2 separate regions of the Mus musculus genome follow, and region 1 is linked to region 2. The links are chromatin loops, found by intact Hi-C in ENCODE. Cell type or tissue: left cerebral cortex. All regions are shown on one strand. Each heading gives the region's core, and the rest is flanking DNA. Links, peaks and the distances in the headings are about the cores only. Region 1 overlaps Galntl6 (UDP-N-acetyl-alpha-D-galactosamine:polypeptide N-acetylgalactosaminyltransferase-like 6). Region 2 holds the start of Galntl6 (UDP-N-acetyl-alpha-D-galactosamine:polypeptide N-acetylgalactosaminyltransferase-like 6).

Region 1 (15,898 bases), core at 6,648-9,147, 350 kb after region 2:
TGCCACCTGATTGCCAACATCCATACATGTGAGGATATAGAGAAAGAGGAACATTCCTCCATTGTTGGTGTGATTGCAAGCTGATACAACCACTCTGTAAATCAGTTTGTCAGTTCTTCAGAAAATTTGACATAGTACTACACAAGGACCTAGTTACACCACTATTGAACATGTATCCAGAAGTTGCTCCAACATGTCATAAGGACACATGCTCCACTATCTTCATAGCAACCTTATTTATAATAGCCAAAAGCTGGAAAGAACCCAAATGTCCATCAACAGGGGAATAGATACAGAAAATGTTGTACATTTACACAATGGAGTATTACTCAATTATTAAAAGCAATGAATTCATGAAATTCTTAGGCAAATGAATGGAACTAGAAAATATCATCCTGAGTGAGGTAACCCAATCACAAAAGAACACATATGCACTCACTGATAAGTGGATATTATCCCAGAAACTTGGAATACCCAAGATACAACTCACAGACAATATGGATGAAGCTGAAGAAGGAAGACCAAAGTCCTTCTTAGAAGTGACATCAAAATACCCATGAAAGGGGATACAGAGATGAGGTGTGGAGCAGAGTCTCAGGGTACAGGGAGTGTTTAGAGACTGTCCCACATGGGGATCCGTTCCATGTACAGTTACCAAACCAAAACACTATTGAAGATGTCACCAAGTGCTTGCTGACAGGAGACTGATGTGGCTCTCTCCTGTGATGCTTTGCCAATGCCTGACAAATACAGAGATGGATGTTCATGGCTAGCCAGTGGAATGAGCATGGGTTCCCCAGTGGAGAAGCTAGTAAAAGGACCCAAGGAGCTAAGGTGGTTTGCAGCCCCATAGGAGGAACAGCAATATGGACCAACCAGTACCCCCAGAGCACCCAGGGACTGAACCTTCAACCAAAGAGTACACAAGGAGGGACTCATGGTTCCAGCAGCATAGGTAGCAGATGATGACCTTACTGAACATCAATGAGAGGAGAGGCCCTTGGTCCTGTGAAGGCTCGATGCCCCAGTGTAGGGGAACGCCAGGACAGGGAAGCAGGAGTGGGTGGGTTGGTGAGCAGGGGGAGGTAGATGGGATAGGGGATTTGCAGAGGGGAAACCAGGAAAGGGGAGAACATTTGAAATGTAAATAAAGAAAATATCTAATTAAAACAATGTAAAAAGAAAAAAAAAAGAGAAAAAGAAAAAGAAACAATAAATTGACTTTTGACCCTGAACACTTTTTATTTCTTTTGCATAGGCAGACATCTCAAAGTTAGTTTCATACTTAATATATATTTTATTTTTTTTTGATTTGATCTTAAATCTAATTAACTGATGTTTCTATATCTAGAAGAATTGGCAAGGTCATATGTGGTTTCTGTCACAAATGCAGATAAATTCTATTACAGGACATTCTTGGACCCACCAGAGGTCCAATAATGACAGGAAGTATTCTAATATAGTTTAAAACTGTAGGTCTTTTACTTGGGCAAACTCTCTTGTGGCTCATCTAACTTGACTTCCCAGCCTCTCCCTACAATGTGGCAAGCTTGTTACCTTGCTGGCCTAGGCAGAATAATCCTACTAGCACATAACAATTGTCAGTTCAGAGTAAATTGTTTAAAATATAGGGACACATGTTAATACTATTTAAGGACAGTCAGCTCAACAAAATTCATGATAGATAATTAATTTTTATCTCCAAGAATCATCAGTCACCAACCAACTCAATTACTGATTCTTCTGATAGAGCTCAATTTTCTTTTCCTCATTTGCTCCAACTTTATTGTAATGGAATGATAGAATTCCTTGAAAAATATTGTCTTCTCTTAATCCCCAGAGGTCCAGTGATCACATCCCACTCTTTATATAATGAACGAATGTGTGACTACCCAACCTAGAACAAGGCAAAAATCTTCTGCTTGATCAAGTCAATAGATAACATCGAGAGAGTATTCCTGAGAATTCTGCCTGTGAGGATCTTTTGACACAATTCACATTCATTTCAAAAAGCTTAAGTGTGCTCTGGCCACAGGTTTATTCTGAGAAGGGCCATAGGGCATTGCATACAAGTGTGCAGTATGGAACACAAGAATCCATGTTATTTCAAAGCCTCAGGAATTGTACTGAAAGTAGAATATATCCACTCAAGTTTTTAAAAATCATTACTCTGGAAAATATGCAGCAATTTCACAGAAGGGAAACACATGCACTTCTGATCTACAGATCTGATGAATTTTAGAAGCAACATGTAGTTCATTTTTTAACTTGGGTGCTGAGAGCCAAAACCAACCAAAGAATACTTTGATGACATTTGGATTATGCTGTTAATAGTAAACAGGCAATATTTTAAGGATATAAATTGATCTCTGGGTAAATGTTGGGATTGTTTCTAAACACAGCGGTGTGACCAACTCTTTTACCATATTTGATTATCCCTGTCTTACATCCAGGCCCAATTGCTGTTAATTATCTTGCACAACCCAAAAGATAGATGTTATGATTGTCTCTGCATTCATAGCTGCGCTTTATGTTTTGTGGATTAGCTCTGAGAGCTCATTTAAAGTCGGGCTTCCACTGTACTTTATTCCCAACTTTTGAGCACTAGTGTAAATACTATATTTTAATATTCTGAGTGTTTAGCTTATTTGCCTCTATACGTCTGAGTTCAGAAGTATCACTTGCTGGAGAATGTCCTTATATGTTCCTCCCCTATACTTATGTGTAACTTAAAACTTCAATTGCTATCCTTTCTGAGTGGTTTTCAATGCATATATTATTCACTCTGGAAATATTATTAGTCTGGCTGTTTACTGTTTTATGTTAGTTTTATATCCCTATCGGTCAGAAGTCAAAGAGAAAAGAAGAAAAAAGAGCTAGAGTCTTATTATCACGATCAAGTGTATGCTTCTAGTGAACAAAGGTTTCTCTTCTGGCATTTGTCAGACTGGGGTCTGTTTCCTGTTAGGAAATTTTCTAAACCAGCACGCCCATCTTGCCAATTCTAAGATGGAGGCACTACTATGGCTCCATTTGCCTCACAACAAAGACCAAATGTTCTGTGTACATAATTTACCTTTCAGAGTTTAAAAAAAGGTGCTGTTTAAATAATCTTGCAAGTGAAAGGAAACACTGTTATTTATTACGTTAAGGTTTCTACAGGAAAATCAAGGGAACATACACTCATTTGTTTCTAAGATGCTTTAAAATTCATAGCCTGCCTGCCTGCGTGTCCCCATACCAATTCCAAAACATACTTATGATAAAGTTTCTATTCCTATAGCATATAACCTGATTTAACAATGTTCTGAAATGAAAGCACTCGTTTTGGCTTATCATGTTGCACTTATCAGTTCACTAGCAGCCAGTCCTATTGCCTGTGAGTTTTTGGCAGAGCAGCACATGGTTTTCAGTGTGTGGAGAAGCAGTGTTTACCTCCTGGACAGAAGTCAAAGAGGAAAGAAGAATAAAGTACTAAAGTCTTCTGATCACCATCAAGGGCATGTGCTTCTCATTACCATAGACCTTTCTCTAGAGCCTATTGCTAAAGTCTCTACCACCTCCCAATAGCCTCAACTTCCTGCTCATGTTTCTAACACACTGGTATTTGTGCTGTTTACTCCCAGACTATCATACATGGCACCAATCCACTACACTCACCAGCCATCTTTCTTTTTTGTTGATAGTTCTCACATTGTTCTTATTGTAATCTGTAACCAACTCCTATCCATTTCTAAAGTCCATTAGTGGGGTTCACTCTGTTTCTTCCTCACGTTTTATCTTTTATTTCACTTATCAGAGTTTGTAACAGTAAATGTTTATTAAAATGTTTTTAATCCCTTACCACCTTTTACACCCTCTAATGGTAAATAGAATAAAATCCATTTTATCTTCAGTTACTAGAAGAATTAGCATAAGATAAACATTAGAATGGCATGGTTGAGTAAATAAACAAATCTCTGTATTTTTATTGCATTTATGTTTATTTCTAGTTTTGTTATCCTATGAGAGAAATAAAGTGTTGCTTTTACTTAGTTAATTTTAGAGAGATCAACAGACAGCATGTATGTTGGAAAAAAAAAAAACAGGAGTGTGGATCTTGTATCTTACCAACAAAATGATAGTTTTAATAAATTTTAGAGTCTCTTGCTAATTACCTCCCAAACCTATTTTTTCATACATTTGTGTTTCTATTTTAAATTATTCTTTCAGTGTGTTCACTGCATGATATTTAATTGTCAAAACCCATCTCTTGTGGGAATTTGTGAGTGTCTTGAAACAATAACAAATTTGCAGCTATCCAGTGACATACACAGCATAGTTTTGAATGAAACATCTGTTCAAAGTTTCATGCATAGAGAAATCTAAATGCCACAGTAGTTAATATGGATTTTCAACTTGGTTGGAACCAGAATCACCTAGGAAACCAGCAATTGACGTCTGTGAGGAGTTAGAGTAGTGCAATGTGGGTAGGAAAATTCACCCTCAAAAGACAGCATGAACTAGGAACTCAAAATAAATGAAAAGGACAAAAACAAACAACAAACCAAAATCATGGTTTTTTTTTTTTTTTTATTGCTTCCGGAATGTGTATGCAGTGCTTTAGTAGTAAATAATCTACCATGAGGGACTAAGCCCTAGACCCTGAAACTCTGAGCAGATGAAACCCAGTGCCCCTTAATTCACCTATGCCGGGGCTCTTTATCCCAAGAAGACAAATGATGCAAATACCAGGAAATGAGAAGAATGTTGTTATTGTCTTTATAAGATAGTAAATGGCTTCATAATTATTTTATTTTTTAATAGTAGGAGAATAGCAAAGCTTTCAAAAATGGTTGGCATATTTTGAAAGATTGTTACTTCTCTTTGAAATATTAGTAATAAGCAGTTAAATACTTTATCTGTGAGAACGTCAGATAATAGTAGATTTTAAGCTTCCAAAAGATCCTTAAAATTTCAAATATTGCATTTTATGTGTACACCTTTAATCTGAGCACTGACAAGGCAGGGGCAGACCAGTCTCTGAGTTTCAGGCCAGCTTTCTTTTTTTTAATAATCACAAATAAAGAAAAGATAAACAACTTTGCAGTTTTAGTACAGAGTAAAAACTATGTGAAATCATAATCACTAGCTATTTATATAAAGGTTTATATCTCCAAAACCATCAGTAATTTAGATGAAACTGACAATTCCACATAGTTGAGATGTAGCAGGGGCTTAATTGAATGTCTGTTTGAATTATATTCAATTATATTGATGTTTCCCTAATAGGTGTTGCAGTGAACATAAGAAAATGTCCTACAAACTTTAAATTTTTCCATGTTTTCAAAAGTCTTTTCTTTAATTATATTCAATTTAAAGTTAGATTTTTAAGACTGCTGCTCTTGACTGTACATTGATTTTTACTTGCATTAAGGAAATTCGATTAGCTTGAACCATTTTATATATATTGGTAAATCATGAATAGAGCTTTTTTGAGGTTTAAGACTAATTATTTCCATGAATGTAAATGTCAGTAATATGAAAAGCCAGTTGCATAATAGAACAAACAAACACAAGGTACCATACCAGAAAGTAGTTTAGAATTGCTACATAGTCCTTTATGTCCTTTGTTATCTAATGCCTTTTGAAGTTGTTCACTGGTGCAGAGAGTAGCACAGAGTTTGTTTTCTATGTACAAAGCAATACAATTTGAGTTTGCTTCATTTTATTTCAAGTACTGTATCTGAATAGACACATAAACATGGAAGTAAATGCTTGGCCACATCTATTTGTTTTCGTTTAGTTGGTCTCACATAGCAAGTTAGCAATTGTGCTTAATTCTTCTCTTTTAATTAGAGGAGAGGTAGTTCCAAAATAACAATAGAATGATTACAAAATGCAGTAGACTTTTCAAACACTTTTGTGATCAATAATCAGCTATATGTAATAATTCCAAGTGTTCCTGTGTCAAATGAGGTGGTTTCTATAAAAGTCTTAACATGTTATTAGATACCTAATGTATACATGTGATTAGATCAATAACTTTCCCTTACCTCAAAAAGCATGCATTTCTCATGCTGGTCCATGGTACACTTAGGAGAAACAGCCTGTGCCTGGCCTTTATTAATTTATTGCCTACTACAAAAATACATGGAAAAATGAATAAATAAAAATAAAAAGTCTGTGAAGTATTGAAACCTTGAGAGACAAAGTTATTTCCTAAAGGCTATTTTTATTGTAATATTTCTTGAGAAAAGTTTTTTGGAATAACAAATAACATCATTGTCCTTAAACACAGTGCAGGTGTGTTACATACAGAGCTGTTCTAAAGTTCTTTATAGTACCCTTCCTCAGCTCTCACTTAAATTAGAGTATACAATTTCTGTTATGGAATTTACCAACTAATTCAGGATAATGAAATGTGTAAGACAGAACAATTAAAGTAAAATAAAGCCATGGAATTCATTGCTCTGAGTGCACTGTCTATTTTCCAAAGGCAAAGTTAGAAGAAGCCAACTGTAGTCCTGATTTTGACTGTCACCCTTCCCCAAAGAAACAGAAAGCTATTTGTTTTCATTAGGTGCTAATTCATCCTTGCTTGAAGAAATGGATGAGGAAAACTTTCTATTACTATGATGAAATACTCTTATCCCCAAAGCAACACAGGGAAGAAAAGTTTTATTTGGTTAACAATTTCAGGTTGCAGTCCATCATTTCATTGACATTGAAGCAGGGATCCTATAGGTAGTCACATCAAACTCACAGTCAAGGATGTAATGACAGAATGCACATATTCTGCCTGCTCACAGAGATGCTCAGCTATCTCTCTTACAACACTCAGAGCCCAGACCATCAGAGTTCTGCCAGCCATATTCAGGGTATGTGCTGTGACCATGATCTCCAACAAAGACATAGCCACAGGCCAACCCAGTCAGTTCCTCAACTGAGGGTCTCAACCAGGTGATTCTAAGTTGTAGCAAGTTGATAATCAGAACAAATCATCATGCAGACTTTTGATTAGTATTTTAGTCTCCTTCCAAAATGAAGTCTGTAAATCGCCATGTGCAGAAATGCAGCTGAAACTATGAGGCAAAGAAAGAATTAGCAACATCCGGTAGATATGTCAATAATTCCCTTAAAGATGCCATAATTCTTAAGCATGACCAGAAATGTACTTTTCTGAGTTTCCGTATATTAGAATCAGATTACTTTAACACTGTAATTTGAAATTCAGGCAAATAATACTTTAATAGAGAAAGCTAGAAGACCTGAGTCTAAATGCCTTTGAATTCTACTTTTACTAGATAAGTAATCAAGCAATTAAATAAAATAATGGAAAATAAAGCATCTTAACATATTTAACGCTTCTTCAGTTTTCAAGTAATTTGATAATAAGACAATTGAAATATTACTGAATTATAATTTCCTACAGTATAGTACGTCTAAATATATGTGTATAATTTGAAGATGTGGCTACTGATATCAACGTAGATGCTTAGACATACATATGATTTACAAAGAGCTTAATGGATGAATAAACAAAGAGATTATTGCATAGGTTGGATAGCTATAAAACTGTTGTGGGGCATCATTCCCCAAGAGTTAAGGTGTGAAATCAGTGTGGTCTGTGGTTTCCATCTAGTGGCAGTTCCCATGAATTGCAAATGCTTAGTTACCAATATGCATTTGAAGGGGTTTTAAGGGCCAATTCAACCCATTTTCTTGGTACAATAAACATTACATAAGATAAGTAGTCAAAGACATAAACATGTGCATAATAAAACTTTTTTCATAAATCAATTACATCTAAACATTGGATTTGAAAATACTTTAATAGAAAAGGCAAAATGAACTGATATTTTTTTAAGGCAATTTGAGTTGAATTAGAAAAAAATAAGTTGGATTTAGTAACTAATAGAGAAGCTGTGTGGCAAAATGAGAAATGAAGATGCTGAAGATGAGAGATCAATATCAATTGCATAAATCATAGGCTATGCAAAAGTGTAATTAATGCATCTTCCTTTTTTTTTTTTTTGTCGATTAAATCTGTACTTTGAAATTTTCATACATGTGGCAAATACATTCTGATTGTGTTTTTCTAAGTGGACGAATAGTGGCTGGAGAGATATCTTAGCTTTTAAGAACCTATATTGCTCTTGAAGAGGACCCAAGTTCAATACCTAGCACCCACATCCTGCCCTGTCCACAGACCCATGAGTATACACAGACACTCCACCACATAATGGAGAAAATAGTAACATGGATTTTAATAAATAAGTAAAATGAAGACGTAAAGACATGTAATTATATATTAAGGTATGGTTTATATGTTTTAAAGAGACTAAAATTGAATAATTTGGAAGATATGAACACTTGTATTATTGAGAAATAAAAGAAAGGGGAGAATCAACTGTCATAAAAGATAAAAAACTTGCTTATAAATTTGATGGAAGTGGATGTTCACAGTCAGCTATTGGATGGAACACAGATCCCCCAATGGAGGAGCTAGAGAAAGTACCCAAGGAGCTAAAGGGGTCTGCAACCCTATAGGTGGAACAACAATATTAACTAACCAGTACCGCTGGAGGTCGTGTCTCTAGCTGCATATGTAGCAGAAGATGGCCTACTCAGCCATCAGTGGAAAGAGAGGCCCATTGGTCTTGCAAACTTTATATGCCTCAGTACAGGGGAATGCCAGGGGCAAGAAGTGGGAGTGGGTGGGTAGAGAAGTGTGGGGGGGAGGAGATGGGGGATATGGCAGTCTCTAGATGGTCCATCCTTTCATCTCAGCTACAAACTGTGTCTCTGTAACTCCTTCGATGGGTGTTTTGTTCCCATTTCTAAGAAGGGGCAAAGTGTCTGCACTTTGGTCTTCGTTCTTCTTGAGTTTCATGTGTTTAGCAAATTGTATCTTATATCTTGGGTATTCTAAGTTTCTGGGATAATATGCACTTATCAGTGAGTACATATTGTGTGAGTTCATTTGTGATTAGGTTACTTCACTCAGGATGATGTCCTCCAGGTACATCCATTTGCCTAGGAATTTCATAAATTCATTCTTTTTTGTTTGTTTGTTTGTTTGTTTTTATTTTTATTTTTTCCCTTTTTTTATTACATATTTTTCTCAATTACATTTCCAATGCTATCCCAAAAGTTCCCCACACCATCGCCGCCCCACTCCCCTACCCACCCATTCCCATTTTTTGGCCCTGGCATTCCCCTGTACTGGGGCATATAAAGTTTGCGTGTCCAATGGGCCTCTCTTTCCAGTGATGGCCGACTAGGCCATCTTTTGATACATATGCAGCAAGAGTCAAGAGCTCTGGGGTACTGGTTAGTTCATAATGTTGTTCCACCGATAGGGTTGCAGATCTCTTTAGCTCCTTGGATACTTTCTCTAGCTCCTCCATTGGGGACCCTGTGATCCACCCAATAGTTGACTGTGAGCATCCACTTCTGTGTTTGCTAGGCCCCGGCCTAGTCTCACAAGAGATGGCTATATCACGGTCCTTGCAACAAAGGCTTGCTAGTGTATGCAATGGTGTTATCGTTTGGAGGCTAATTATGGGATGGATCCCTGGATATGGCAGTCTCTAGATGGTCCATCCTTTTGTCTCAGCTCCAAACTTTGTCTCTGTAACTCCTTCCATGGGTGATTGTTTCCAATTCTAAGAAGGAGCAAAGTGTCCACACTTTGGTCTTCGTTCTTCTTCAGTTTCATGTGTTTTGCATATTGTACCTTATATCTTGCTATACTAAGTTTCTGGGCTAATATCCACTAATCAGTGAGTACATTTCATTTGAGTTCTTTTGTGATTGGTTTACCTCACTCAGGATGATGCCCTCCAGGTCCAACCATTTGCCTAGGAATTTCATAAATTCATTCCCTTTAATAGCTGAGTAGTACTCCATTGTGTAAGTGTACCACATTTTTTGTATCCATTCCTCTGTTGAGGGACATCTGGGTTCTTTCTGGCTTCTGGCTATTATAAATAAGGCTGCTATGAACATAGTGGAGCATGTGCCCTTCTTACTGGTTGGGACATCTTCTGGATATATGCCCAGGAGAGGGATTGCGAGATCCTCCGGTAGTACTATGTCCGAATTTCTGAGGAACCACCAGACTGATTTCCAGAGTGGTTGTACAAGCTTGCAATCCCACCAACAATGGAGAAGTGTTCCTCTTTCTCCACATCCTCGCCAGCATCTGCTGTCACCTGAATTTTTGATCTTAGCCATTCTGACTGGTGTGAGATGGAATCTCAGGGTTGTTTTGATTTGCATTTCCCTGATGATTAAGGATGTTGAACATTTTCTCAGGTGCTTCTCAGCCTTTCGGTATTCCTCAGGTGAGAATTCTTTGTTCAGCTCTGAGCCCCATCTTTTAAGGGGGTTATTTGATTTTACAGTGTTATACAGTGGTAAGAAAATGAAAGTAGATTTTATGTAGATGTATAGTAGGGTCAATTTGGTGGAACAGTCACAACCATTTGGTATTGCGGTTGACTTAAGAGATGTCAGAGATCAACCAGCCCCTGGTCTTTCAGCTAAACATTGGTGAGTCACATTATGAAGACTTCAGGTGCAGGAGAGTGTTCCATACTAACTAAAAAATGCATTCATATTGCTGTTCTCTAATACCTTCTTATATTCTTATATCCATTGCCACTGCCAAAATCTGACATGCATTGAAAGTTGATTGAGCAGTGTGTGCAAGCAAGTTTCTTTGCCCTCTCATGTTTGTTCTTTACTTAGAAGTCTGGTGTCAATGTTTCTTCTGTATCTTTGCTTTCCAATGCTCCTAACTAATGTTCTGATCTGGCTGTTTTTCAACATACTCCAGTGAATTTCCAACTTCCATCAATGCATTAAAACCATGACACATTTAAGAATGTAGTCTTTGTGTTCTGTCTGCTCAATGTAGGATTATATCTGATATCCTGTCATGTAAATAGAGATAGAGAGACATAGACAATATAGATATGGATTCAGATTAACCATAGGTTCTGATAAGGATAAATATATGTCCAACCTACAGTTTACAAAACATGTGTTCAATATAATGTGTATGTTCAGCCTATCATACACACACCTACACATACCACCTCATGTATACACTTAAAACACTCTGTGCAGTTTTTCTTCTTTGTTGGGCTGTTCTTGACCTTTGTTGATTATAACGTCTGTTTGCAATGCCAGAAAGCTGCACATACCTGGTAGATAAAAAAGAAAGATAAAAAAGACTTTTGGGGAGAGCATTAAAACAACCTTTAGTCTATAGCTGATACTCAAATGTACCTCGTTTTCTTACTCCCACAGAAATTGCTGTAATTGTTCAGGTTACAAACACTGAGTATCCAGAGATTTGAGAACATGGACAGAGGGTAGGAGATCAGAGAATATAAATGAAGCGAATGTGGGAGAGAAAAGACAGTTACAGATGTTCCTCAAATGCTCACAGTGTTCAATGGCATATCTCCTTATAATAAATGCTTGTAGATCTTTTTGATGAATGGCTGTGTATATTTTATTTATAACTGCCTTGGTAATTGGCACTGACACTGTTCTGATGCTGAGATGTGATAGCAAGAATTTAAAACAGAGTGACGTGACAGGTAATGACAGAAGGAGGCTACTTTGAAGTCCATCACAGAGGGGCATCTTTGAATAAGTGACGTTTCAAATGAAACTTGAATTATGAGAGGGGAAAAATAGTCATGGGAATGCTCAGGAAAGCGAATTTCAGGCAGAAGGAATAACACAGACTGAACATTTTGTAGATAAGAGCAAGGTGTGTTTGTGGAACACAAAGTGAGTCAGAGGAGGTGATATCAGTTGGTGAGTTTAAAATCATGCAAGTCAATGACACTGGTAATATTTGGTCATCTAGATCATGGTTAGGGTAACTTCCTAACATTTCACCATAAATATAATAATTCATATGCTAGTAGTCAGCATAATGTTCATGATGAGAATTATGTTCTGAACAGCTTTCTTTAGATCTTTATCCTCCTAACTGTAAAACAGTAAACACTTACGAGAAAGGTCATTGCAGGGAGAGAATCCTTCTTTTTTTATTAGGTATTTATTTCAGTTACGTTTCTATCCCAAAAGTCCCCCACACGCTCCCCCACCCACTCCCCCACCCTCCTACTCCCACTTCTTGGCCCTGGCGTTCCCCTGTACTGAGGCATATAAAGTTTGCACAAACAAAGGGCCTCTCTTTCCACGGATGGCTGACTAGGTCATCTTCTGATATATATGTAGCTAGAGACACAAGCTCCGGGGGGTACTGGTTAGTTAATGTTGTTGTTCCACCTATAGGGTTGCAGATTCCCCCAGCTCCTTGGTTACATTCTCTACCTCCTTCTTTGGGGGGCCCTGTGATCCATCCAATAGCTGACTATGAGCATCCACTTCTATGTTTGCTAGGCCCCAGCATACTCTCACAAAAGACAGCTATATCTGGGTCCTTTCAGCAAAATCTTGCTAGTGTATGCAATGGTGTCAGAGTTTGGAAGGTAATTATGGGATGGATCCCCGGATATGGCAATCTCTAGATGGTCGATACTTTCATCTCAGCTCCAAGCTTTGTCTCTGTAACTCCTTCCATGGGTGTTTTGTTCCCAAATCTAAGAAGGGGCAAAGTGACCACACTTTGGTCTTTGTTCTTGAGTTTCCTGTGTTTCACAAATTGTATCTTATATCTTGGGTATTCTAAGTTTCTGTGCTAATATCCACTTATCAGTGAGTACATATTGTGTGAGTTCTTTTGTGATTGGGTTACCTCACTCAAGATGATGCCCTCCAGGTCCATCTATTTGCCTAGGAATTTCATAAATTCATTCCTTTTAAAGCTGAGTAGTACTCCATTGTGTAAATGTACCACATTTTCTATATCCATTCCTCTGTTGGGGGGCATCTGGGTTCTTTCCAGCTTCTACTATTATAAATAAGGCTGATATGAACATAGTGGAGCATGTGTCATTACCGGTTGGAACATCTTCTGGATATATGCCCAGGACAGGTATTGCAGGATTCTCATGTAGTACTATGTCCAATTTTCTGAGGAACCACCAGACTGATTTCCAGAGTGGTTGTACAAGCTTGCAATCCCACCAACAATGGAGGAGTGTTGCTCTTTCTCCACATTCTTGCAAGCATCTGCTGTCACCTGAACTTTTGATCTTAGCCATTCTGACTGGTGTGAGGTGGAATCTCAGGGTTGTTTTGATTTGCATTTCCCTGATGATTAAGGATGTTGAACATTTTTTCAGGTGCTTCTCAGCCATTCTATATTCCTCAGGTGAGAATTCTTTGTTTAGCTCTGAGCCCCATTTTTAATGGGGTTATTTGATTTTCTGGTGTCCACCTTCTTGAGTTCTTTATATATATTGGATATTAGTCCTCTATCTGATTTAGAATAGGTAAAGATCCTTTCCCACTCTGTTGGTGGCCTTTTATCTTATTGATGGTGTCTTTTACCTTGCAGAAGCTTTGCAATTTTATGAGGTCCCATTTGTCTATTCTCAATAATACAGCACAAGCCATTGCTGTTCTATTCATGAACTTTTCCCCTGTACCCATGTCTTCCAGGCTTTTCCCTACTTTCTCCTCTATAAGTTTCAGTGTCTCTGGTTTTATGTAGAGTTCCTTAATCCACTTAGATTTGATCTTAGTAGAAGGAGATAGGAATGAATCAATTCACATTCTTTTACATGATAACTACCAGTTGTGCCAGAACCATTTGTTGAAGATGCTGTCTTTTTTCCACTGGATGATTTTTGCTCCCTTGTCAAATATCAAGTGACCATAAGTGTGTGGGTTCATTTCTGGGTCTTCAATTCTATTCCATTGGTCTATTTGTCTGTCGCTATACCAGTACCATTCAGTTTTTATCACAATTGCTCTGTAGTACAGCTTTAGGGCAGGCATGGTGATTCCACCAGAAGTTCTTTTATCTTTGATCAGAGTTTTTGCTATCCTAGTTTTCTTGTTACAACAGATGAATTTGCAGATTGCCCTTTCTAATTCATTGAAGAATTGAGTTAGAATTTTGATGGGGATTGCATTGAATCTGTAGATTGCTCTTGGCAGGGTAGCCATTTTTACTATATTGATCCTGCCAATCCATGAGCATGGGAGGTCTTTCATCTTCTGAGATCTTCTTTAATTTCTCTCTTCAGAGACTTGAAGTTCTCATCATACAGATCTTTCACTTCCTTAATTGGAGTCATGCCAAGGTATTTTATATTATTTGTGACTATTGAGAATGGTGTTTTTTCCCCCTAATTTCTTTCTAAGCCTGTTTATCCTTTGTGTACAGAAAGGTCATTGATTTGTTTGATTTAATTTTATATCCAGCTACTTCATTGAAGTTGTTTATAAGGTTTAGGTGTTCTCTGGTGGAGTTTTTAGGGTCACTTATATATACTATCATATCATCTGCAAAAAAGTGATATTTTGACTTCTTCCTTTCCAATTTGTATCCCCTTGTTCTCCTTTTGCTGTCGAATTATTCTGGCTAGGACTTCAAGTACAATGTTGAATAGGTAGGAAGAAAGTGGGCAGCCTTGTCTAGTCCTTGATTTTAGTAGGATTGCTTCCAGCTTCTCACCATTAACTTTGATATTGGCTACTGGTTTGCTGTAGATTGCTTTTATCATGTTTAGGTATGGGCCTTGAATTCCTGATTTTCCAAGACTTTTATCATGAATGGGTGGTGGATTTTGTCAAATGTTCTCTCCCCATCTAATAAGATGATCATGTTGTTTTTATCTTTGAGGTTTTTTTTATATATATAATGGATTACCTTGATAGATTTCTGTATATTGAACCATCTCTGCATCAGTGGGATGAAACCTACTTGGTCAGGATTGATGACTATTTAGATATGTTCTTGTATTCTGTTAGCGAGAACTTTATTGAGGATTTTTGCATCGATATTCATAAGGGAAATTGGTTTGAAGTTTTTTATCTTTGTTGGGTCTTGTTGTGGTTTAGGTATCAGAGTAATTGTGGCTTCATAGAATGAGTTTGGTAGAGTACCTTCTGCTTCTATTTTGTGGAATAGTTTGTGAAGAACTGGGATTAGATCTTCTTTGAAGGTCTGATAGAACTCTGCACTAAACCTATCTGGTCCTGGGCTTTTTTTGGTTGGGAGACTATTAATGACTGCTTATATTTCTTTAGGGGATATAGGAATGTTTAGATCATTAACCTGATCTTGATTTAACTTTAGTACCTGGTATCTGTCTAGAAACATGTCCATTTCATTCAGGTTCTCCAGTTTTGTTGAGTATAGCCTTTTATAGAAGGATCTGATGGTGTTTTGGATTTCTTCAGGATCTGTTGTTATGGTTGTTATGTCTCCCTTTTCATTTCTGATTTTGTTAATTAGGATTCTTTCCCTGTGCCCTATAGTGAGTCTGGCTAAGGGTTTATCTATCTTGTTGATTTTCTCAAAGAACCAACTCCTCCTTTAGTTGATTCTTTGAATAGTTCTTCTTGTTTCCACTTGGTTGATTTCGCCCCTGAGTTTGATTATTTCCTGCTGTCTACTCCTCTTGGGTGAATTTGCTTCCTTTTGTTCTAGAGCTTTTAGGTATGTTGTCAAGCTGCTAGTGTGTGCTTTCTCTAGTTTCTTTTTGGAGGCACTCAGAGCTATGAGTTTTCTTCTTAGAAATTCTTTCATTATTTCCCATAAGTTTGGGTATGTTGTGGCTTCATTTTCATTAAACTCCAAATAGTCCTTAATTTCTTTCTTTATTCCTTCATTGACCAAGGTATCGCTGAGTAGAGCATTGTTCAGTTTCCACGTGAATGTTGGCTTTCTGTTATTTATTTTGTTATTCAAGATCAGCCTTAGTCCATGGTGATCTGATAGGAATGCATGGGACAATTTCAATAATTTTGT
Region 2 (15,898 bases), core at 6,656-9,155:
TAGAAAATAACTCAAAATTCTTGTGAACAAATGATATATAGAATCCTTTAATGTTTTTTGATCATTGCTTTTAGAGATAAATACAGTATGCTTATATTACACAAAATTAAATGCATTCCGTGCTTCAGTCATTAAGTGTTTAACACAATTACACTAATTAAAACTTTATCAGATTTTTCTGTAGAGGTCATCTTTTTTAGAATCTAAAAAGCTACTTGTTCTTAAGGCTGCTGACACTTTAGTTCTTAATAGTTTAAGCAAATTTTGCAATAGTTACATAGAGTGAAGATTTCTCCAATCTCAGCGGTTTTGTCAACTTCATTTTATGAAGAGTGGCCTCCTGCCCTCTTCCTTTGATTCTACCATTTTTTTCTCAACTCAAATGAATTATTTGTTTCAAGGTCTTCTGATGCTTTCTCCTCATTTCTACAATCTTGGTTTGATACAGTTGCTAATTCTCTTTTACAACTGCTCATCTTCTTTATATTTTCATTCTCTTATGGACTGAGGTGGTCTATAATGTTCTCTACATTTATATATCTTTGTGACAGCCTATACATGCTTTTCTGATAAATTGCAAATGCTTATAAATCTTTTGACTCTTATCTGTGAAAACTCAACAGCTCTGTAAACAAATATTGTATCTCCTCTTAAAACCTGAACCTCCTAAGCTTTTAGTAGTGCCAAACAGTGCTGAAAATGTTTCTATCGGGAGCTTGAAATACCTTTGAGCCACTTGCTGTAGCAAATATTCATTCTTTAAAACCACCGAGTTCACTTTGATAGTGAGAATGTGTGGGTATATTCTCTCTTCAGCCTCATTACTGTTGGTGTTATAGAAGACATCATCGCCTATGGTTTACTGATGGTAATCATTCCTTTTTCTTTACTCTTCTATAATTTTATAGCTCAGCTATCAGCTTTATCATGGTTAAATACAGGTTAGACGATATTACCAACTATTCATATCTTCTGTATGTTTTCTAATCTTATTTAGATTAGAAGATAAAGCATGTATGTTAAGACCATCTGATCTAGGCCTCTATTCCTGCCAGTATCCCTCCCTTGTATGTTTTGATATATGTTTGGTAAATGGTAATTATATTGGCTTAACAAACAAGTCATAAATCATACACATAAATATAGGCAGGTAGCCATAATTATGGATTTCCTATCTGTTAGCTCAACTTCTCCAATAGAAGATAACTTTCAAATGCTATGATTTGGGAATATATACAGAATTTTCTACTAGTGATTATTCTCTAAATGGTAAACTTAATGTTTCCTATGATGTTTACATTATATTAAATCATCTAAAGATTATTTTAAATAATATGTGAAGATATAAATTTGATAGTATTTTATATATGAGTTGATTATCCATAATTATTGATATGGGCATGTAGTTCTAAACTAGTCACCAATACAATGACCATATTTTAGAAGCCTGTTGGTTTATATTTTTTCCCCTAATGCTGAAAAAAAACTATTTGTAGTAAAATTTGATAATATGAATTAAAATGAAATAAAAACGAAGATCTTTCCTAGGTATAAACTGTTTACGTCAAGTAGAAACAGGCATATCTTTCCCCTTAGCATTTGTTGCTTTTTAATTGTTAGCACATATAATTGAATGCAACTTCATCAAGGTGCTGACACCTTTTTATCCTGTGTATGAGTGTGTGTGTGTGTGTGTGTGTGTGTGTGTGTGTTCTTTAGAGCAATCAAAATTTAATGATAGAAGGTGATTCTTTAATCACATTTTTTTCCTAATGTAGTGGTAAATGCTGTATTTTCTGAAAAATATTTACAAAATTTTCTTATAATTTATTCATGTAAAATGAAATATATAATGATATAATTAATTTTTATTTATTTAAATAATTGGTAAATGGGCATTTTTCTTTTTAATTTCTGGATCATTTTTAAATTGATTTTTATATTAAAACTGTATTACTTGTACTTATCTTTATGTGTTTGGGTTAATGAAAAATAGTGAAATACATAGGAGAGCCTGAAAAATCCAGGAAAGGGCATTGGATCCCAGTGAGCTGGAGTTATAAGATAAATATTTAAGTCACTGAGTCTTTGATTCAGTAAGTGGTCATGAATCCTAAACCATCTCTCCAATCCCTAGAATCACTATTTTGTTTTAATTCAAATTAGCTCTTTTAAAATCACATACCTGATGATGTTTCCCCTCTACCAACTCCTTCCAGATCCTTTTGACCTTCCTACTCACCTAAAGCCACACCCTTGTCTGTTCTCTCATTAGCAAACAAGTAAACATTTCATTTGATCTGAAAAGAAACCAGAGTATACCTTTAATCCCAACAGAGGCAGGCAGATCTCTGGTTCTGAGGCCACCCTGGTTTACTGAGCAAGTTCCAGGACACGCAGGGCTCCACAGAAAAACCTGTCTCAAAAAAAAAAAATGCATCTAAAAAGAACAACAACAAAAAACAACAAAAAACAAAACAAAACAAAAAACCAAGATTTTTGAAATAAAAAGAACAAAGCAAACAATTGAATAGGATTAAACAAAACAAAACAAAACAAAGCAAAACAAAACAAAACAAAACCAACCAACCATCTTCACCATCCTCTTGCTTAGCTATTTACTAACTGGATTAAGCCTTCAGATAAACTCCCATTACTACAGCTTTGGCACCTATCATTTTTAAGGGCAGTTTTGCATTATGAAGGAATCCTTTTACTGAATACACATTTTTTTTTTCTTTACCTGCCTAGCAAAGGAATCTGGGTTGGTGCTCTGACCATTGGGGAAGTCAGACTGTGATGATCCATAGTCTAGTTGACTATTTATGAGACATCGGGAGGGTTTGAGTATTCCTCCATGACAATTTGTGCTTGGGATACTCTTTTGGGATCCTGCCTACCATGTAATAAGCAGCTCAAGTCATACACTATTACCAAGTGGAAGAGAAGTCGAAGAATGTGATTGTATAACGAACACACACCCACAACACAACTCACAGACCACAGGAATTTCAAGAAGAAGGAAGACCAAAGTGTGGATGATTCAGTCCTACTTAGAAGTTGGAACAAAATAATGACAGGAGGCAGAGCAAGGGAGGGACTAGGGTGAGAGAAGGAAAGGGAGGAAAAAGGGGGACAGGATCAGGTGTGGAAGGAGACATGAGAGAGGCACAGAGAGTCATGGAATTGATCGGAAGTATGCAGCAATGGAGGATAGGGAACACGGGGTAGCCACTAGAAAGTCCCAGATGCCAGGAAACCAAGAGGTTCCCAGGACCCAATGGCAATAACATTAGCTTGAATACCCAACAAAGGGGAGAGAGAGCCTGTAGAGACCCTATCCAGAGTTTAGGCAAGCCTCCTCCCGCCCCCCAGTTGAGGGATGGGGCCATTAACCCATCTTAAAAATATTACCACAGAATTATTCCTGCCTCAAGGAAATGCAAATTGGAGCAGAGACTGAAGGAAAGGCCATACAGCCACTACTCACCTAGGGACCCATTCCATCTGCAGACACCAAACCCTGACACTTTTTGCTGATGCCAAGAAGTGCTTGCTGACAGGAGCCTGGCATGACTGTCTTCTAAAAGGCTCTGCCAGAGCCTGACCAATACAGACTCGGATGCTTGCAGCCAACCCTCAGATTGAGCACAGGGACTTCAATGGAGGAGTTAGAGATAACTGAAGGAGCTGAAGGGGTTTGCAACCCCATAGGAAGAACAACAGTATCAAACAACCGCATCCCCCAGAGCTTTCAGGGAGTAAACCACCAACTAATGAGTATAAATGGAGGGACCCATAGCTCCAGCTTCTTATATAGCAGAGGATGGCCTTATGTGGCATCAATGGGAGGAGAGGCCCTTGGTCCAATCGAAGTTTGATGCCCCAGGGTAGAGGAATGCTATGGAGGTGAAGCAGGAGTGGGCAGGTAGATAGGGAAGCATCCTCATAGAAGCAGGAGGGAGGGGATATGGGTTAGGGGGCTTATTGAGGGGAAACTAGGAAGGGGGATAACATTCGAAATGTAAATAAATAAAATAACCCCTCTCCCCCCCCAAAAAAGATTGCCCCTCTCAGATAATTCTGGCAAGTAGCATCCTCTACCTGCTGCTAACCATCTTCAAGCAGGTTACTCTAAACATGGTTTTATGAAGCAGAAGTAACCAGTTCAGAGCAGGGAAAACAAAATCAGGAAAACAAAATAATTACTTTTAAGCCATAAACAGTTCTTTTTAGAGAGATGTGAGGAACAAACCTGTTTACTTCATCCAAATGGCTAAACAGCCTGGTTCCTTCTATTTTCCCATTGTTACTCAAGGTCAAACTGCCTTCTTCCACGTGTTCCTGGAGTTATTGGCCTGTTGCTAAGTACATAAGGATGTGATTACGTGAAGCTGTTATATGACTCACAAGAGAAGAAACCACAGGGAACTGACCAGCTATAAGGCAAATGTTTCTTAAAGCTGTAAGAAGTAGTACTAATATTTATTTTAAACAAGCCTCTTCATGTCTACAGAGTCATTTTATATATCTGTTTTAATCAATACAAGTAACAATAATTTAGGAAAATTTGAAAGATTAACCTAAAATCTTTATTTTTAGTGCTTTTCTTGCCCCTTATTTTTGAGGATTGACATAACTTTGTTACCGAGTCACAGAATTATAAATGAGTAAGAACATCCTAAGAAAACAGAAAAAATTATATAAATAATGTTTACTAAGTGGGATTTGTGAAAGTGATGGTCTGGAAACCTAATGTAAACTCAGGTGAACACAATAAGACTATCATCGAGGAGAATGGAGCGATGACTTAGCAGTTATGACCACTTCCTTGATCATGCAGGTTCAATTCCCAGCATCCACATGGTAGTTAACAACTATCCAAAATTCCAGTTGTGGGGGATCTGATACCATCTTATGACCTCTGCAGGCATTTGGTTCAATGACATACTATTTGCACACACACCCCACCCCCCCATACACATGAAAATGTTACAAAACATATTTGTATTTATGTATGTATGTGTGTGCATATATATATGTATATATATATACACATATATATGTATATATATATATATATATATATATATATATATATTGCAACGTATATATGTTATATACCATTTTAAAATATACATTAAAAGAAATGTTCTTCTAGTGTCTACCTTGTATTTTGCGAGTGCTTGGCCAGGAGACAAATAATGAGACATACTCACTGTTGACAATTTTAATCTGTGACTGAATAGTATATGGAGGTTCTTCTACCAACATTTAAATGGTGACATGTCACCCAATTCCACATCCCGGGACTGGCAGACAATTCTGTGTATTGCTATATCAGATTTAGGAGTCTTGATAAGGAATAAAAGACGAGATATTGCTTAAAATGATATTTTTATTATTTAATTGCAAAGCACTTTTACTTCCCTTCAGGTCATTTATCAGTAACTTGTGTCCAAAAATGAAAAAAAAATCCAATAAAGTTAAATAGTTCTCCTAACAGTTTTTCGTGACAGTTAATTTATTCCAAAACAACTCTCCCTTAGTACATGGCTTCCAGGCCTTCAAATTCTGTTATAGAACTCCTTTAACTCAGAGCAGGATTTGAAAATTACGCAGAACCAATAAGAGTGTATATGTGTGTGGTTTGGAAGCAGTGATTAAAACCCTCTTCCCTCTGCACCTTCAAATTACACTTGTGTAAAATGTAAAGCAAACTATTTTTACGTACAGAAAGCACACATTCAAAATATGTATTTAGTGTGTTTCGAAACTTTTCTGAGATGGCAAGTCATCCACAGAGAACAAGTGCTTACAACATAAAGCTTTATTTGTGTAGCAGTACAGCCAACCTCTATTGTTCCAGTCCCTTTTGTTTTAAATGAATAACCTGAACAGTTTAAAGGTTAACTCTCCAGGGTCAAATCTGGGTCTTGAGAGGCTTGAGTCCCTGTGGATAGAGAAGACTAGGGGAAGAGAAAAAAAAAAAAAAAGGCGGGGGATGGGGGAGGGAAATTAGAGAGAGGGGGAAAGGGGAAAAAGTGGATGAAGGAGAAAACCATCTGGAGTGAGGTCTCTATATCTCAAGCATATGGGCATCACTCTCTAGACTGTAACAAGGAGGCGACCACAGTGTTTTGGGAGGCTCTGGATAGCCTGATGCTGCGCAGCATGGCATGGCCATCCATCACCTTACTTAAGTTCACACCAGGAGTTAGGCGCTCTGGATCCTGAGCCAGGCAGGCACAAAGGTTCCTTAGAGAGGCCACAGGTTCTCCTGTGTGTGTTGACTCCGTTTTCTACGGGGAGGGAAGGGTCCCATCTGCTGGAGACTTATCTCAGTTCTAAGGTTTCTGGATAACCAGGGAGGGGTGTGTGAGCTAAGCGAGGAACCAGAAGACCTCTCAGCTATCAGCAGTGGGAGGTGCAGGCATGGTAGGGCGGAGAAGCATCAGTTAGTGAAGCCAAATCTAAACCTGGGCCCCAGGTGCTGGCCGACTCCCGCTGAGCTGCCTCTGTTCTCCACAGTGTTGTCTGGAAGCTGCGGCTAACAACGCTGTCCACGCGGCGTGGGAATCCTCTTTCTCCTTCCACGCTACGTACCTGGCTTGAGCTGTAGGTTCTGGGGAAACCCTCCTCTCAGGGACCAGTCCAGACTGGGTTGCCTCTGCTCGCTGTCGCTGCCGCGCCTTCCTCGCTGCGATCCCATCAGGACCATGGAGGAATTCTTCCATTGCCCTCCCGCTCAGGGCGACTTGTACTCCGGAATTTCTGGCCTGGCGCCTTTCGGGTGAGCTCAGAGACGAACCAGTCTCCCTGCCGGTTCGAGATTACCCGAGAAGAGAGGATCCGATTGTCCCGGAGCTGCAAATCGATTTCTCTGTCCCCGCCTTCATCCTCCTCTCCTTCCCCCTAGCCTCTGGGTTTGTTTATGTAGCATCTGGCAGCCGCGAGGCAGTGGCCACTACCTTCCGGCCGTGACTCGCCCTCCCCTCCCGGCTTCTAGGCTCCCGCACGTGGTAGACACCAGTATCATCGCCAGCAGGCAGGAGACAGCCAGCGGGAGGCGGACCCCTGGGTGCCAGCTCCACGCGCGTTCTCGCCGTCCTCACTCATCCTCCGCGCGCCCTCTCCCACTTGCCTGTAAAGCCCGGTCACACTTGACATTCGCCGCCTGCCATCCGTCCCTTGCCGTGAAGTGGAGATCAGAAATACTGCCCTGGGGGTGCTGGTGATGCTTCGCTGGGTTCGTTCAGTTGCTGGAAAAGAATGGTAACATGAACAGTGGAGCGTGAGAGCGTCAGCAGAGGAAGGGGGCGAGATTGATGGGTAGAGAGCACACTTCTCTGAGGCTCTCATTCCCAGGACTGCACTTGGAGGAAGGGACGTCTTTGCGCCTGCACTTCCTGGCTGGACTCCGCTGACATCTGTAGCCTCCTTCCAGCCAGGTTCCCAGGTCGCCTAGATGCTGCCTGCAGAGGAGTGTTCTGACGGCGCATGAAGATCCAGGAGTTTGTGAACCCCTATCCAAACATAGTTCTGACCTGGTTATGGTGTCCCTGGATCTTGCCTGACAAGCTGGCTTCCAAGGGAGTTGAACTTGAGTTCAGGTGGGTTATCCCAAAGCAAGCAAATAAAAAGCTGTTCGGGGAAGATAAGGAAGGTGTTGTGCCAATGTCAAAAGCGGACACTTTTCTTCCAGACACTTGACTGGACCAAGCCACTCCCTCCCATTCAGTTCTCGCTTTTCATCTCCGACTCTACATCCCGGACCTCCCACACTAAGGGCGGGGGATGGTGGGCAAACAGCGACAGACAAACACCTCCTATTTACTGATAGATCTAGCATGCTCTCGACTTCCTCATAACTTACCATTATTCTATGAAACGATCGTATTTACTCCACTGCTTTATATTAATGGAGGTCAATAGATTTAACGATTTCCTCAGTTGACTCGTTTATTTCTAAGCCAATAGATAATGCCGTCGTCATAGTTTTCTGGGGGAAAGTAACTGTGCGTTTGTTCTGCAGATGGCCAACTCCCTCTGAACCCTGCAGATTGGTGCTGAGCACACAACAAAAGTTTTTTGCTTCCCCTCAGTTTCTGGTGCTTCCCAGGAAAGAGGAAAGGACTTTGGCATTAAACTCAAGAAGTAGTCTGGGAGACATCTCTAACTTTTCTCCATTGTTATCCTTTGCAATGAAGAGGAAACAGAAGAGGTTTCTGCAAATGACTTTGTTATTCACCGTGGCTTTAATTTTCCTGCCCAACATTGGTCTCTGGTCTTTGTACAAGGATAAACACCTGGTGAAATCTGCAGAACCCGCGGAGCATCAGGTAAGTACCAGTCAGGGCAAGGGGGCCAGGAGAATGGGTTAGATATGCACTGTTTGGGGGCATATAGAGAAAAAGTATAAGGAGTTTCTCCCAAGTCCTCATAGGACTGAATACAGGGACTTTGTGGACTTTGGGCTTTGAGCAGGTCCTGGTTTGCAGCTCATGACACGGTGAATGGTGAATGGAACATAAAATGAGAAAGAATCCAAGGTCAAGAAGAGAAGGTATATACTCTTCCAATTGGTCAGTGATTAATTTTTTGACTTGAAGGGGGCAGGGTGGAAAGGAGTCAGAAGTGCTTTGGTACAAGTTCAATTACAGGGATTGGTTTCTGCCTTCTGTCTTGTGTGCGTGTCTGTATTAAGTGCATCTGGCCAACTAAGTTATTCAGATTTTAAAGTGGTTTTCCAAAATCAATCATTTGCATATATATGTATATATATGAAAAGATTCTTATCCTGTGGAAACTTAAACTTTGTCTTTTGTTTCCTCTGTTCCTAATGTGGTCTGGTAGGTTAATTGCTAGAGACAATTATTAAGAATCTATATTCAATCCCCCACCTCCAACATTTGATAACTTTGTTGCTAAAAGCCTTCCCTCATGTGCTAAACAGGCTGTGTGATATTTTGCCTTCCTTCTACTTAGCATGTAACTATTAGTATGCTTATGTTTGCAGTAAGAGTTAATCCTGTGTCTAGGTAACTCTCATAGAGAGTAAGAATACCAACTATCCTTCACAAAATGCTGATGGAAATCAGTAGTGCTGTTTTTCTGCTGATTAGCAAATACAGCATGTATTTTTTTAAAGAAGAAAAACTTTGAACAAGGGATTACAGCCTACTTCATGAAAACACTATACTTCTCTATTCAGTGTCAAGGATTGCTTTATAATATTAATATGCTTAATTTCATGGGTCATCACCTGTGTATTCTATGTACTTTTCTCACATAGAAGGGACTAAGTAATCCACTTTTAGACAGCAGCAATGTGAATTGATAGCAATTGAATATTTTTACCTATACTTAACAGAGTTTAAGTTTGCATTTATGCAGTGAAAGTTGTGAATTATATGGAAGACATCTGATTTTTTTTTCATTACAAGAACTCATCATCAGTATCTGAACTATAAATAAACTAAATGCTCTGGATTTTTAGTGGATTGGAATTTTGAAAGACAATGCTGGTATACTTTCATTGAGTTGATCTTGACCATACTTCCAAGCTGAAATTTAGCTTCAGACTTAAGTATGATGGGCTTTGTCATTCTAAAATATTCAGAGGAGATACCAGCTTTGTATGTGAACTTGGAACCACATATTGATCACATATTTTTCCAATCTTTTATTCAAAGAATAACGTTAATAGTAGTAATCAGTATATTGCTATTAAAATTTCAATCAAATTAGGAAAATAAAAGAAAATATTTTATGTTATTATTTACTATTTTGTAATACAATCTGAAATTTTTTCTGGGATCGTTAACATGAACTGTTAATTGATTAATCTAATTAATGAGATTGTAACAATTTAAATTGTTGGCTATTGATTTTGAGGCTTAATGAGAAAGTTGTTTGTCAATTAGCATAGGAAGTTACTTTTAAACTGTGACTAATTCCAATCTCCAGAAAAGTTTCTCTGATTTTGACTCTTGTGACATGAAACTAATCTTTAGTTTTAAGTAATAAAATGTCGGAGCTGGAAGGTTTGAGTGGCAGAAAAGCAGTTACTTACTTGTTCTTTCTGAAAGATTCTTACAGCATAGTAAAACCATGTGGATACTAGTGATGGAAATAGTACAAATTGAAATTCAAGGGAAAAGTTTTGAAAAGAAAACTTATGGAAGAAAAGACACTGATAAGATTTTGATGAATATTCTTACATAATGTAATGATTCAAGCCAAATAGCAATTTCACAGTTTTCAATTTTTTACAGATTAAAAAGTCATTGATGGGAAAATTTTATGTCATTATGTAATTTTTGATGAGTAAAAGTTAAACTATTAGTAAATGTGACTGAATAAACTGCAACTTGTGATTATACACACACACACACACACACACACACACACACACATATGTGTGTGTGTGTGTGTGTGTGTGTGTGTGTGTGTGTGTAATGATGTGATATTACGGTGCACTAGCTTGCTAATGTTTAAACATTAGTGGTTTATATACTATAGGCTATACAACAGGATTTCAATGTGGCATGTGATATGTTATTTAAATTCAGCAATTCATTTTCAAAAGCCTTTTCTTTCCAGAAATCATGGGTTACTATGTTTATCTTAATGCTGCAAAATGCCGAGGATGGGAATGATATCCAACTGCAAGCACTGGCAGCAATAAGGACCGTGGCAGTTATTCAGAACATGTCACATGCTGACACAAGCCGGTCTATTTTCACAGCTGTGTGTGTGCAACAACCAGTGGTTCTTGTTCAGGACAGTCGAAAACTGCACAGGTTAAAGTAAAACAACTCTTACAGTAAGTGGCAGGACCTAGCTCAAGTTAAGAGAGTTCTAAACCATCAAAACATGAGAACCTTCCCCAAATGACCACTTTCATTTTTCTTTTTCCTTTATCTTTTTTTTTTGGTGCTATATTTCAACACATGTAGTCTTTCTAACTAGTATCTAATTTAAATTGTATTTATTTTGCAATGCAAGATGAATTTAAGGAGGGTAATGTATAGGGCACAGGAGAAAACTACTTTCATACTTTTGAACGTAATGTTTAATTATTTTGAAGTTATACTGTATTATTACAAATTGTTTACATTAACAGTAGTTTTATATTACATATACTATTTATAATAATTCTGCATGTTGCCAAAGAAATAACAAAGTACGTAAGAATTCCCAAGTTATTCTTCTGAATGCTTTTGTAGCTTTCCTCATTTCGTTATAAATCCAAAGTAGATTGATAAAATATTGTTAATACACTGCAAGCAGGTGGATATTATAAGGTTGAAGTTAAATATTTAAAATAATTCTTGCGATATTTTTTAAGATTTTAATTATTGATTTACATGCTATTACATTATTATGATTATATGATTTTTTTAAATTATTTACTCATTTGTTCTTCCCAAAAATTGTGTCTGTTACATTACTTAAACAGTATGTCTGTATAGTACAATAAATAATGGTTTATTGATTGTAAATATGGTTTTTAGATTCTAATGATAGGTATGTGATTAATTGTTGGGTGATAAATCTTAATTTTATTTTTCTTTTTAAATATGTGATATGTTACTGTTCTTAAGGTAAAATTGCATCAGTCTCTCTTACAACCTTGAGTCATAGGTGGAGTGAAAGGGTGATATATAGAATAATGAAACAACTTAGAGTTAACTACTACCCCTCATAATATTATACATATTTTCCATATTATTAACTCAAGTGAACATGGGAAGGCTACCCTAAACTTTTTCATTTCTTAAAATATTCAGCACATTAGCTACCTCAAAATAAGTCAAAAACAAGAGTTCCAAAAATTAATGCAAGACTGTTTACAACATGAAAAGATTTCCACATTTTGTAGTTATAAAAAATAAAAGATGCAAAATCCATACATTTTTTAAGCACTGATTTCTGAGAACTGTTCAGAATGTATAATTTCTAGAAATGCAGGCTTGTGATGATTTTCTAGCAGATAAGAAAACAATACAACAAAAATCCCCCAACTAGCCAGGCATGGTGGCACATGCCTTTAATCCCAGCACTTGGGAGGCAGAGGCAGGCAGATTTCTGAGTTTGAGGCCAGCCTGGTCTACAAAGTGAGTTCCAGGACAGCCAGGGCTTTACAGAGAAATCTTGTCTAGAAAAAAAAACAAAAAACAAAAAAAAACAAAAAAAACAAAAAAACAAAACCAACTAGGCTGTCTACGTCATTTGACCATGTGGGTTTCCTTATTTTTATTTAACTAAGTTTAGAATTTATATTCATATCAAAGCTTTGTCATGTTTCACATAGAATGATTTGTATGAAGTCCTAAGAGATTCCCATTGAGGATATGGAAGTTTGGTGAAACAGTCTTCTGTTTTCTATGTGACTATGTGACTCTGTCACATAGGACTATGCCTATCATAAGTCTTACTTCAGTTTCCTCCACAAAACATCCTCTCTTGAAAGAGATAGTTAAATATCTTCAACATGTCCCAGCGCATCCAATGTCAATCATTTCCTCATTTAGGGGTTAGTCTTCCTTTTGGTAGGGATCATTATTTTCTCCACCTGTGTATGTTTATTTTTATTTCTTTAATATAAATACAACAGATAATTTATAACCAGTACATGAAAAACTGTTTTATGCTTTCTTATGTTAATTACTAAAGCTGAACAAACAAAATGTTTGTTCCTTCCCATCAAACTTTTTAGAGATCAGAAATGCTATAGATCAGAATAATTAATAGTTTTCACTATGTACCAGGGTAGTCCACTATGAACATGGTACAGGCAGAATGATACATTCATTAGATCCAAGCTGTTTTTAATTAGCGGTAATGCAGATTTTAAATTCAAGTTTGTAAGGCGGTTACATTTTTAATTTATAGAAAGTTCATTCACAATCACTGTAGGATGGAAGCACGGATTCTACTGTGACACGTGTTTAATTATTCCCTGTGACACAGAGGATCAGTATGTGACGAATTCATCACAGTTCCCTATGGGAGATCATGTGAAGCACTGTGTGTTGCGGTTTTGATACCCATCTGATCCACCAAAGAAAGAAAGAAAGAAAGAAAGAGAGAGAGAGAGAGAGAGAGAGAGAGAGAGAGAGAGAGAGAGAGAGAGGAAGGAAGGAAGGAAGGAAGGAAGGAAGGAAGGAAGGAAGGAAAGAGAAAGAGAGAGAGAGAGGGAGGGAGGGAGGGAGGGAGGGAGGGAGGGAGGGAGGGAGGAAGGAAGGAAGGAAGGAAGGAAGGAAGGAAGGAAGGAAGGAAGGAAGGAAGGAAGGAAAAAATTAAAAAAGGAAGTTTCTTCTCTTCTCATTTCTAAGTTACACATGCTTATGCTGAATCAATTATTCTTTCTCAAATAAATTACTGTAATAGGAACTGAATCAAGCTCTAATGTACAGGGAAATATGAGAAAGGCAGAGGAACTTAAGATGTATGCAGAAGCACGTTGAGTAAATTGTTAGGAGTAGCCATGACAACAATTAAGAAATTATCTCTTCCCTCTTCTTATGTATTTTAAGCCAATGAAAACCATCAAGGGAACATCTAGACTCATCTCACAGCAGAAGCTAAGAATTAAAGTGAGAAAAAGAAATGCCCTCATATTTAAGCATTCGGGATGAAATATGGGTACATTTGTGATGCAATGTTCTTTTTCTTGCTTGGCTTACAGAATGGTCAAAGATTGAGAAAAGGATAATGAGTATCCTTGAAGCTACATTAGAGACTGAAGTTGTGCTCTTCATATTTGTGTGTGTGGTTTCACAGTACTCATATAGAACCAAACATATATGAGACATTAAGAGGATTTCAGTAAGGAGAAAAATAATCCATTAGTAACCAGACATTTGCAGTCCTTACAAGCTCTACTGCCACACCCTGAATCTGTAGTTTCCAAGATGGTCCCAATGTGGAATTGTTATGCTTAAAGGGCAGCAGAAAATATCAAATAGAAAGTGTGTAAATGATGGAGAACATACAGGAGACAAGTTTATTCAAAGTTTATAATCAGATAAAACATCTGCAGAGAAAGAATTCCCTTCACCACTCTCTGTTCATACAGTAATGTCTATTTCTAATACATTCACAAGGTGGCAGAAGTGAAAGGATTAGACGTATAAAATGCATTAAGTTTTACTTCCAGTATTAATGATGAAGAAAGAGAGCTGGATTAGCAATATGTCAATTGACACATATGGTCTCACTATGAAAATTTGCATATGCCAAACTATTTCCTTTTCTACCACATATTGCCTACTGGAGTTTCTTGTTTTTCGATTGCTTTCAACCCGCAATGGGCTGTTCATCAAACCTGAAATGCCATTCAATTATTGTTAATGTAAATTCTAGGACATTATAAGAGCAAAACAGCAAAAGCATCTGTCTCTGGAAATGTGTGCATCTAGCTAAAAAGAAAATCACAAAAGGATTAAGACGATAGATGCTGTACAGATTATATATAGAAAAATTAAAGTCTTAACATAATTAATATAGTTGTGGTTTCCATAGAGCGGGCTGGCAGCTACAAACTCTTGTAAGCAGTGTTGGTATCACAATGAGAGCCAGGAAGGCTGATTTTAAATCATTCCAATCATTCAAGTACTCATAGAATAGTATTTCAGTTTTTGAATCTAGAAAGCCAGAGGCAATTATTGTAATAATTTTGAATATTTTTAACACATGAAAAATGACCAAATTGACAAGGCTGTCATTTAAGTTTAAATGAGGTAGGTGTTATTTCCCTTTTATTTTTGACATTTTCCCAGTAGGAAAGTATAAATGAGCTTAGAAGGGGAAGTGATAACCATTTTCCTTACAATTTTTGTTCTCTTTTAGCAGGGCATTACATAAGCTTTGAATAAAATTAGGTTAGTTCAAATTCTGGTTCCCAAGTTTAGTATTTTGTGATATCTGACACTCCATGGATCTTCCACAGACCAACTTTAGTATAAGAACAATGGGTTTGATGATCCCTTTCACAGTGACACAGTGAGGATTAAATGCTTAGCATATTAAACAGGATTGAAGGCTGGCAAGAAAGGTATATACTACTGTTACTCATATCGAGGCTATTTATAAGCAACCATTGCCTTTAGCAAGGTCATTAGTATTTGTATAGAAAAGCTTTACAAATGGTTTCCTCCTGACAAGATGAGATAGAAGAGCAATGTCTCCGTGAATGGGTTAAATCAGTTGCAGAGCATTATTAAGTCAATAAAGTGGATCTAGAAAATACAAATTTTTCACTGTTTTGACTAACGCTCAAGAACAGGTAATTGATATTACATTGTTCATCACAAAAAATTACTAAAATTTTTTCTGACCTATTGTAGTGAAATAATTTTAAAATAAAAGTTTTTTTTTTATTTTGTTTTGTTTTGTTTTTAAAATCACTCTGATTTCCTTTAAAAACGAAATCACACTGAGGTATCTCTTCCACTTTAATTACTAGTAAGAACCAAAGAACTATGTTTCCAATTCCTCTTTAACTTTTGGTCATAAAAAGATTACATATCTTAATTTAAAAAGACAAAAAACAAGCAACAGAACAAAATAAAAACAAACATAAAACTGGTAGAAACCATCAAGATTTACTGTTATTTTTATAAAATTGTTCCTGTAGAGGTAGAGGATGGGTAAAACCTTCTTCATTCTGGTAAGCCTTAGATTTTAAACAGTTAATTTAATATACATTTTGTATTTGCAGAACAGAATTTCTTACATTTAGAATGTGAGGGAATGACAGTGTCTGGGCAGAGTAGCCAGATAACCAGGAAAGGTAGCCAGAAGCTTCAACAATCTAAACAAATTGCAAAGTGCAAGAGTCAGTGGGAGGTATGCTCAGCTACATCCATGTTCAAAAGTCAGACTCTTC

Evidence for each region. Hi-C counts contacts between places; a loop is a spot of excess contacts. Peaks named below come from ENCODE experiments on the same cell type or tissue, not always from the same donor. Only the 100,000 strongest peaks of a DNase experiment are listed, where the experiment ranks them.
Region 1: a loop joins it to region 2, with 5 times the contacts of the local background. A loop is called at or near these places in 2 of 42 quality-filtered maps.

The regions. Positions count from the first base shown.
Region 1 is chr8:58,557,997-58,573,894 of GRCm38, reverse strand. The region is part of intron 1 of Galntl6 (UDP-N-acetyl-alpha-D-galactosamine:polypeptide N-acetylgalactosaminyltransferase-like 6); the gene reads left to right. Among named protein-coding and RNA genes, the nearest start is that of Gm15881, 140 kb to the left of the region's middle. In left cerebral cortex, for the core only: a CTCF peak has its summit at 7,628 (motif pointing left); a DNase peak (open chromatin) is centred at 7,622.
Region 2 is chr8:58,903,781-58,919,678 of GRCm38, reverse strand. Galntl6 (UDP-N-acetyl-alpha-D-galactosamine:polypeptide N-acetylgalactosaminyltransferase-like 6) reads left to right here and starts at 8,052. Exons shown (of 12, transcript NM_175032.3): 1 at 8,052-8,342. The coding sequence starts at 8,205. It overlaps BC030500 (cDNA sequence BC030500), which reads right to left and starts at 7,924. Exons shown (of 3, transcript NM_173411.2): 1 at 7,877-7,924; 2 at 7,145-7,262; 3 at 5,381-6,819. The coding sequence starts at 7,170. The coding sequence ends at 6,474. In left cerebral cortex, for the core only: no CTCF peak of the experiment used is centred there; DNase peaks (open chromatin) are centred at 7,187, 7,502 and 8,032; H3K4me3 peaks cover 2,500 bases; H3K27ac peaks cover 1,003 bases.